Linked DNA regions of Homo sapiens: region 2 is linked to region 1. The links are chromatin loops, found by intact Hi-C in ENCODE. Cell type or tissue: Caco-2. All regions are shown on one strand.

Region 1 (4,000 bases):
TTCCTAAGTGGCCCAGGAACAAACACTTGGTTTGCATGAGCTACAGGAAGCCAAATGGTTCAGGGAAACTCCCAGCCACTCTTTTCCTATCCCCGAACACGGGAATGCCATTTTTACCCAGGCTTAAAGAACCCTTCTTTATAGACAGACAACTTTCACTTTCCTACAATCCACACCTTTTCTCCCAGAACCACCAGATCTGCATTCCCAATGTGGGAGCTGCGTTTCCCACAGTGCTTTTGCTAAAGTTGTGTGCCGTGGCCGCAGTACCCCTGCCAACCATCGGAGCAGGCACAGTGGAAACAGCCCTGCGGCCAGCTTGAGAGATTTTCTCTGAGCCTTGATTCTTCATCTACAAGATGAGAGTCAACATAGCTATTTGACAATGGCATTACGGTATCATGAGGATTCCTTGTCATGAATATGATGCACTTTACAAATTCCAGTGTGCAGGAAACACTTTCTTTTCTAGAGTGGGTGTCTCATTTTCTACTCCTACCCCAATGTATGATAATCCCAGTTATTCTGCTGCCTTGATAACCAGTAAAGCAACTTAGCTTTCACTCTGAGCGCTCACCCTGCCAAGCAAGGAAGAAATTAGAGCCCCTCTTTTTTCAGGGCTGTTCCCCCAACACACACTCTCTTGCACACATACTCACAGGCTGTAGAGAAAGAACAAGAGACTGGGTCTTGCCTTGGGCCTGTCTGCACTGCTCACCACTGAGACACCCGTTTCCAGTCCTTAGGGTGACTTGAGGTCAGCCAGCTCTGCCATGGATGAGCCACCCCAGTGACGGAGGATGTTCTGAGAATCTGGGACCCCCACATGGCTGCTCCTCTCTGAGGTCCTACTCCCGCCTAGGGCTCTGGGAAAAAAACACAAATTACTACCTAACAAGCTTATCCTGCCTCGTGTCTATAAAGCACTCAACCTCATCCCAGACCCATAGAAGAGGCTCAGCTAGACTTCCTTCCATTTCTTCAGAGAAAGGAAGGTTTTCTCCTCTCCCTGTGGGAGGCGCTGTGAACTGGAGACCAGGGCTGTGCTCTGAGGGCAGTACGGGGACAGCACCTGTGTCCTCCGAAGGCTCCATCAGCTGCGTGGGTTCAGATCATCCTCAAGGACCGCAGGACCTCAAGCTCGGCTGCACTTTGTTCATTTTGTGGACACTGGAGAGCCACAGGCCATGTCCCATTGGATGGAGGGGCAGCTCTTAGGAACACCTGCCCACCCTGAAAGGTAGGGTGTCTGCGGTGAGGAGCTTGTTCCCTTTATTCCTGCTCCCTGCTCTGAACTGTTTATTCGGCTTGTAACCTAAATCTGTTTCCACATCCTCTGTTATAAGTGTGGGTTGCCATGCCTGGCAAGGAGGGGCAGTCGGTATATGTTGACTGAATGAGTGGTTGGATAAAAATGATTTCCTGCTGATGATTGTGTGGGTTTGGACATGACCTGTGAAGTCGCCTGTGCCTCGTGGGGCCATTTCTGCCCAAGGGAAAAGTTCTGCTCTAAATCCCTATGCAGGCAGGGAAAGCAGGGGAGCAGCTGGGGCAGGTCACTGGGGTACTTCTGGAACACTTGGATCCCTTGGCGAGAGCCTCTGTTCTTGGGCGCCCCCTAGGGGCAAACACTCAGTACTGGGCAGCCAGACCGGCTTCCTTCAACCTGAAGAGCCCTTTTTGCTGGTGGGGGAGAGGAAGGGTGAACCCTTGCATTCTAAGCTACTGCTGCTTGTATCTTTCATTTATTCCACCCCCTTCCCCCTGTTTAAGTGCTGCTTTAATAGCTAGTCTTAAATAGAAACAATTCTACTTGATTCCTTTACAACTAAATATTGAGTTAATACTAGGTACCTAATTTGACTATTTTTCTTCCCATTAACCTAATATGTATATTATCTCTGATTTTGATCCTCTTACCTTTCAAATTACTAAATTCCTTTTGTTTTATATAACTGTTTTGGTCTTTTCTGTTCTGCTTCATATAATTTTCTTCAGCAAGTATTTCATACCAATAGCTTGGTTAGATACATGATTAATTTCCTCTTAATATTTTATTTATTTCAAGTATTCATGGAAGGGGGAAGGAGGGAGTGGGTTGGGTACACACCACATGTGATGGGTGCCTCTGAAAAAGCTGGCTTCAGGGACAGTGCAGGGACCGCCACAGGAGCACCTGTCCCTAAAGCCTCCTCCACCCCCCAACTCCCACCCCAACATACTTCTGAACTGGGTCCAGAGCCCTGGGGGTGGGAGTGGAGCCATTAAAAAAGGGAAGCACTGGTGTCTCTGCTAAGTGGAGCATCCTACCCTGCGAGATCCTGGGACAGGAGTAAGGACTGGAGGGTATCGTCCCCAAGAACTAGAGGCCTTTGGGGGCACTTAGGGTTCACAAGGAGCATGTGTCACACCCTTCGCATGCTTTGCCTTATTTAATTCTTAGAAATAAAATGTTAAAACCCTATGAGGTAGGTACTGTATAATATCCGATTTTACAAATGAGGAAACAAGTTCAGAGAGGTTAAGAAACCTGCCCAAGGCCATGTAACTGGTATGGCAAGGACCTGGAGTTTAGAGCAGGGCTGTGTGATATTACAGCCCAGGCTCATTTCCCAAGGCTGCTATTCCAGGACCCGCCTCAGGCCAACTGAGTTATCGGGGGAAAGGATGGAGTCCCTCCATCCACACTATGCAGATGACCCTCCTGCATCGGGGCATGGCCTGGGAAAGCAGGGATCATGTCTATTTACTCATTTTTTTAAACCACAATTTTACAAATGTCAAGTGGGAAATGCTGTCACGGGGTGCAGTGGTCAACACAGTCCACCCCTCTACTCCCCAAGCAAGGAAGGTGGAGGGTGTATGCCCCTCGGGGAAGAGTCTGGGGTGCAGGTCAAATGTGCTGGCTGTGTAGCCATGGCTCCCCCATTTAGCTGTGACTTCAGAAAAGTTAACTTCTGAGTTAAACAGTTTCCTCACCTGCAAAATGGGAATAGCAGCAGTGTTTATTTCTTAGGGTAGTCATGTGGGCTAAATAAACACACACAAGGCCGGGTGTGGTGGCTCACGCCTGTAATCTCAGCACTTTGGGAGGCCGAGGTAGGCAGATTGCCTGAGCTCAGGAGTTCGAGACCAGCCTAGGCAACACGGTGAAACCCCGTCTCTACTAAAATACAAAAAACTAGCCAGGCATAGCGGCGTACACCTGTAGTCCCAGCTAGTCGGGAGGCTGGGGCAGGAGAATTGCTTGAACCCAGGAGGCAGAGGCTGCAGTGAGCTGAAATCATGTCACCACACTCCACCTGGGCGACAGAGCGAGACTCCGTCTCCAAGAAACACGCACATACACACACACAGGCACGCACACACACAAAAAAAATGCTTGCTCAAGCCACTACCTGGTTTGTGACAGTGGTTCCCTGTATCCCAGCAGGCAAACCATTGACTCTAAGGACCCACAAGGAAGAAGACTGGCAGGGCCACTGAAACACATTGAAACAGAGGATGCAGGCCCCAAGCTCCTCATCAGTTGCCCTTTAGCAATGGGACAGATCAACATCTCTTTAAGCCTGAGCCATCCACCCTTCCATGAGGAAATGGTGCCATGTGTCCCCGGCCCCTAAGCTGCTCTCCCATTTGGCATGAACCAAGCTGTGGAAACGGGTTGAGGAGCAGCAGGAGGCTGCAGAGGCGGGGCCAGGGGCTTCCCCAGGAGGGGCCATACATGGAGCTGGGGTTTGCACTCTTGAGAGGATGTCTGAGAGTGAGCTCAGGAGGGGCTGTGGCAGGTGCAGCTGTGGCTGAGGACTGCTCAAGGGAATCTGAAAAACGGGATATTCCATCCTGGAAAAAGGGGCTGGTGGGGGCGTGGGGTTTAGACAAATACCCTTATATTAGCCAGGTGCCAGGGGAGGAAACACCACGAATGAGAGCAGGAGGAGGTGGGGGCTTTAGAATGTGCCCATTCCCATTCCTATCACTGAGCCAAGAGAGAGAAATG
Region 2 (4,000 bases), 540 kb before region 1:
TAAAAAGAGAAATAAACAACTGTATATGCAATTTTATTTTCTTTTTAATATATATGCATGGGAAAATGCTGGAAGTAAATGTATCAAAATGTTAACAGGTATTATCTTTTTTATTTTTAATTTGTATGAGTACATAGTAGGTATATATATTTATGGAGTAAAAAATATGAGATATTTTGGTACAGGCATGCAATGTATAATAATCACATCCTGATAAATGGGGCATCCATCCCCTCAAGCCTTTATCCTTTGTGTTACAAACAACCCAATTATACTCTTTTAGTTATCTTTAAATGTACAATTAAGCTATTATGGACTATAGTTCCCCTTTTGTGCTATCAAATACTAAGTCTTATTCATTCTAACTTTTTTTTGCACCCATTAACCCACCCACCCTCCCTCCCACCCTCCCCTACTGCCCTTCCCAGCCTCTGATAACCATCCTTCTACTGTCTATCTCCATGAGTTCAATTGTTTTGATTTTTAGATCCCACAAATAAGTGAGAACATGTGATGTTTGTTTTTCTGTACCTGGCTTATTTCATTTAATAGTTCATTGTCTTTTAGTGGTAGAACTATGGGTGTTTTCATTTTCTTTGTTCTGTCTTTCCGAACTTCTTGCATCCTCCCTGAAATGAGTATATACTATTCACATAATTTGAGCAGCGGTGAGTGGTGGAGAGGGATGGTGATTGCTTTTTCAAAATAAGTATGGGGGAAGGGCATACTTGCCTTCTTCCTTCCATAGTAGAGCAGCCTAGTGAATTTCTCCACGATCTGCGCAGGTGTCTCCACACTGGGGGGGATCTCTCCCGTGAGCAGGTTCGGGGTCCCAGAGCTCAGCACTGGCCAGTCCTCATCGGTCAGGTTGATGAGGTTGGCCACAGGGGGCTGCCGCTTGTACTTCTCCAGCTTCTTGCAGTCTTGCATTAGCAGCTCAGCGATGTCAGACCCCACCATGGACTGTAAGGCAAAGAGGATCATCTGGGGAGAATCCTATGAGTCCTCAGGCTGGCAGCCCCAGCTGGAGAAGGAAGGCACCAGGGAGCCTGCCTTCTTCACATGGAAGCCAATTATGCAAACATAAGGCAGTCCTTTGTTAGATTGCTATATTTCAGACTTCAGCATCACTATCATGGTTATTTTCTGCCTGTCAGGAGCCATAAAGCTTACCAGAAACATTCACAATTTCACAGGTATATTATCTGGCTGGTGCAATAACCCAGAAACTGTACAATTTTCCCAGACCAAGGAAGAAGATCATCAGGGAAGATCTGCGTTAGCAAACTCGCATTGACATTTGAGCAATTTTTTCCCTTGGGGCAATTTGTGGCTTCTTTAATATTGCTTTTCATAATCATGTCATAAACATAATCTTATCTATCCCATGAAGACTTAAATTTCAGCCTGCACCTGCTCTCCCACCAGAACAGAACTTACCCCATTCTGGCGACAAAGGAGAACCAAGAGCTGCCACAGTAGAGCTGAGTCTCTGCTCCCCAGTGTCTCAGATTTGCAGCTCTGAGCTGCTTTCTGCTGGCAAAACGTCATAATATCCACCTTATGTACATCTTCCCTACATGGAAAAAATTTAGGGAGCAAAGAGTGAGCAGGCAGACACTTCCCTGTTTCGGACCCCAGGCTCCTCCTAAGTGTGCAAGTGCTGGCTGGGCTGTGATTGAGATAGAAATCTGACAAGCCAGGGCTAAGGTAATGAGTCTATAGCTATAGGATAGTTATTTTCTTATAGAACAAGAAGAAATTTCAGAGATTCTCTCATGCACCCCCTTTATAGATGAAGAAACAGAGGCTCAGAGACCTGAAGTCACTGCACAGGAAAGCAAGTAAAAGCAGACTTTGGAGTCAGACAACCCTGGATCTAAATCTGGCTCTGCCACTTCTCTGTTTAGACAAGTTTCTTACCTCCTCTGAGCCTCAGCTTTGTCCCCTAAAATAGGGACAGTAAAAGGACCTACCTCCATACAAAAAGGAATTAGAAAATTGTGTGGCATATATTAAGTGATCAATATGATTGGCATTATGATTTGCTCAAGATTATCCAATAACATCAAAGCCAAGTTAGGCTTAGTACCCCAGTGTTTGAATACCCAACTCGCTTTTTTGCCCCATATCTGTATACCTGTTTGTAAGAAAGAGATAACACTCATTTTTACTTGAGGGAACCGTCAAATGCCATTTGAGGAATACATTTATATAGTAGTGATGATACTTTCCATGTGCATAATCTGACTTGAGACTCATAGACAAGCCTCGGGTAGGGAGAGCAGGTGTTATACCATTTCTCAAGGGGAAAACTAAGGTTCAGAGAGGGCTAACTGACCTGTCCACCATGGTATTCCTAGTCAGTAAGACGCCTGAGCCTGAGACCCACGTGGGCTGTCATCCAGCAAGGACTCTCTCCTCAACAAAGATGCCCTGAGTTACATTTATCAGAAATATAACTAGACATTTAAAAGCAGTCCTAGTTCAGTACTGCAGAGGGCTCACTTGCACACTGTTCTGTAACTTGAACACTGCCGATCTTATTTACCTCTCCAGGAAAAAGCCACTGTTACAAGAATTGTTTCTGCTATGATCCACTTGTCAGTGACTTCCCAGGCGATGCTCCACTTTTCTACTAACATCTATCAAGCACACGGAATGCTAAAACTTCCAACCATGCAGCCTCTGCATAATGGAACTGGTTTTAGATTTCTAAACTGTCATGCTAATTTTTCTTTCTGTCCTTCAACTATTGAATGGCTTGTCAAAATGACTCAGGCCACATCTGGTTCTATCTTGCAGCACAGAGAATTCCACTCCAACAAGGACAGATATTTTTTTCCAAGGAAACCAAGAACAAATCTCCAAAATGCTGATCTGGGCAGGAAGATTTTCTAGGTTTCAAAAGCCCTTACTCAGCAGCTCTTACAGCACTATACCTAATCAAGGGTCCTGAGAAACTTCTCATCTCCTCTTGCTCTTCGGAATCATTAAGAATAACCTGGAATAAAACAATCAGATTTTGTGTTTAAGACTGTGGCCACCCTAGGCCCCTTTCAGTCAAGTCTAGTGTCAGACCCCAAGGCCGTGGGGCTAGGATATGGCTCAAGGCCTTGTGGAGAAAGCAGAAAGAAAAAAGTGAATTTTGTTGCTAAAGATGAGACATTGACATCTCAGGAAAAACACAACTGTAGCATCAATTCTTTCAGAGAAGAGCCCCACCCATTCCTGCACCCTCCTAATCCAGGGGGTACATGGCCCAGTTTCCCGCAAGAGCATCCCATTCCTGGAGATGCCCCGGCTCAGGCACAGGAAAGCAAGGTAAGCATGTTAGGAGTAGTTGGGTAAGCAGTGTGCCAGCATTCCAGGGACACTGGGTCTTCTTTACCTCCATGCTGTGCAGTTCAACAAGGGCTGCTTGCCCGTCAGTGGGAGAGCTGGGACCTACATGCACCAGCTGACCTCCTGGCCCGAAACTCACAGGAACATGAGGGATGTAGAACTTCATGGGTGCTTTGGGACCAGCTGAGGAGACATCTTCTGACCAACAGACACAGATGGACATTGTTAGCGTTACTTCCATCACTTTTCTTTAGTTTAGGAATATGCCACAGATGTATTTCTGCCCAAATTCTGCCTGAACCAAAATAAGATTCTGGGTGGGTTGTGTAATTAGAAGAAGCCCATGTTCCCTGCTCCAGTCAGATTTAAGCCTCTGAGAAGGTGTCAGAATACAATGCGTGGGCTTGATGATTCAGTCCAAATGATAATGCTCTCAGCCCAGACTCTCAGTGATGCTGAGAGGCCAAGGAGTCTCTGGCTTTCATGGCCTCTATACTCATGACAAAGTTCCTACATCCAGACAAAGCAATGAAGCTTTGCATCTTGCTTTTGCTTTTCCTAATTCTCTCTGGTCTTCCCTTTCTTAAAAGCACCACTGAGTGCCTCCTTTCCCAACTTGATAATGGATAGGGGCAGTGTTCCCTTCCAGGAATCA

The links. A loop is a pair of places that touch in the nucleus more often than their neighbours do. Peaks named below come from ENCODE experiments on the same cell type or tissue, not always from the same donor. Only the 100,000 strongest peaks of a DNase experiment are listed, where the experiment ranks them.
Region 2: a loop joins it to region 1, with 4 times the contacts of the local background. A loop is called at or near these places in 8 of 110 quality-filtered maps.

Annotation. Positions count from the first base shown.
Region 1 is chr1:178,500,309-178,504,308 of GRCh38, forward strand. LOC101928866 (a long non-coding RNA gene) reads right to left here. Exons shown (of 6, transcript XR_001738307.2): 6 at 1,150-1,233. Among named protein-coding and RNA genes, the nearest start is that of CLEC20A, 5.3 kb to the left of the region's middle. RefSeq lists a silencer at 1,339-1,783. In Caco-2, CTCF peaks have their summits at 257, 460 and 1,628 (motif pointing left); a DNase peak (open chromatin) is centred at 1,593.
Region 2 is chr1:177,957,400-177,961,399 of GRCh38, forward strand. It overlaps CRYZL2P-SEC16B (CRYZL2P-SEC16B readthrough), which reads right to left. Exons shown (of 32, transcript NM_001356506.2): 13 at 3,392-3,540; 14 at 2,943-3,004; 15 at 1,441-1,576; 16 at 733-963. It overlaps SEC16B (SEC16 homolog B, endoplasmic reticulum export factor), which reads right to left. Exons shown (of 26, transcript NM_033127.4): 7 at 3,392-3,540; 8 at 2,943-3,004; 9 at 1,441-1,576; 10 at 733-963. Among named protein-coding and RNA genes, the nearest start is that of SEC16B, 11 kb to the right of the region's middle. RefSeq lists an enhancer at 2,394-2,895. In Caco-2, a CTCF peak has its summit at 2,499; no DNase peak of the experiment used is centred here.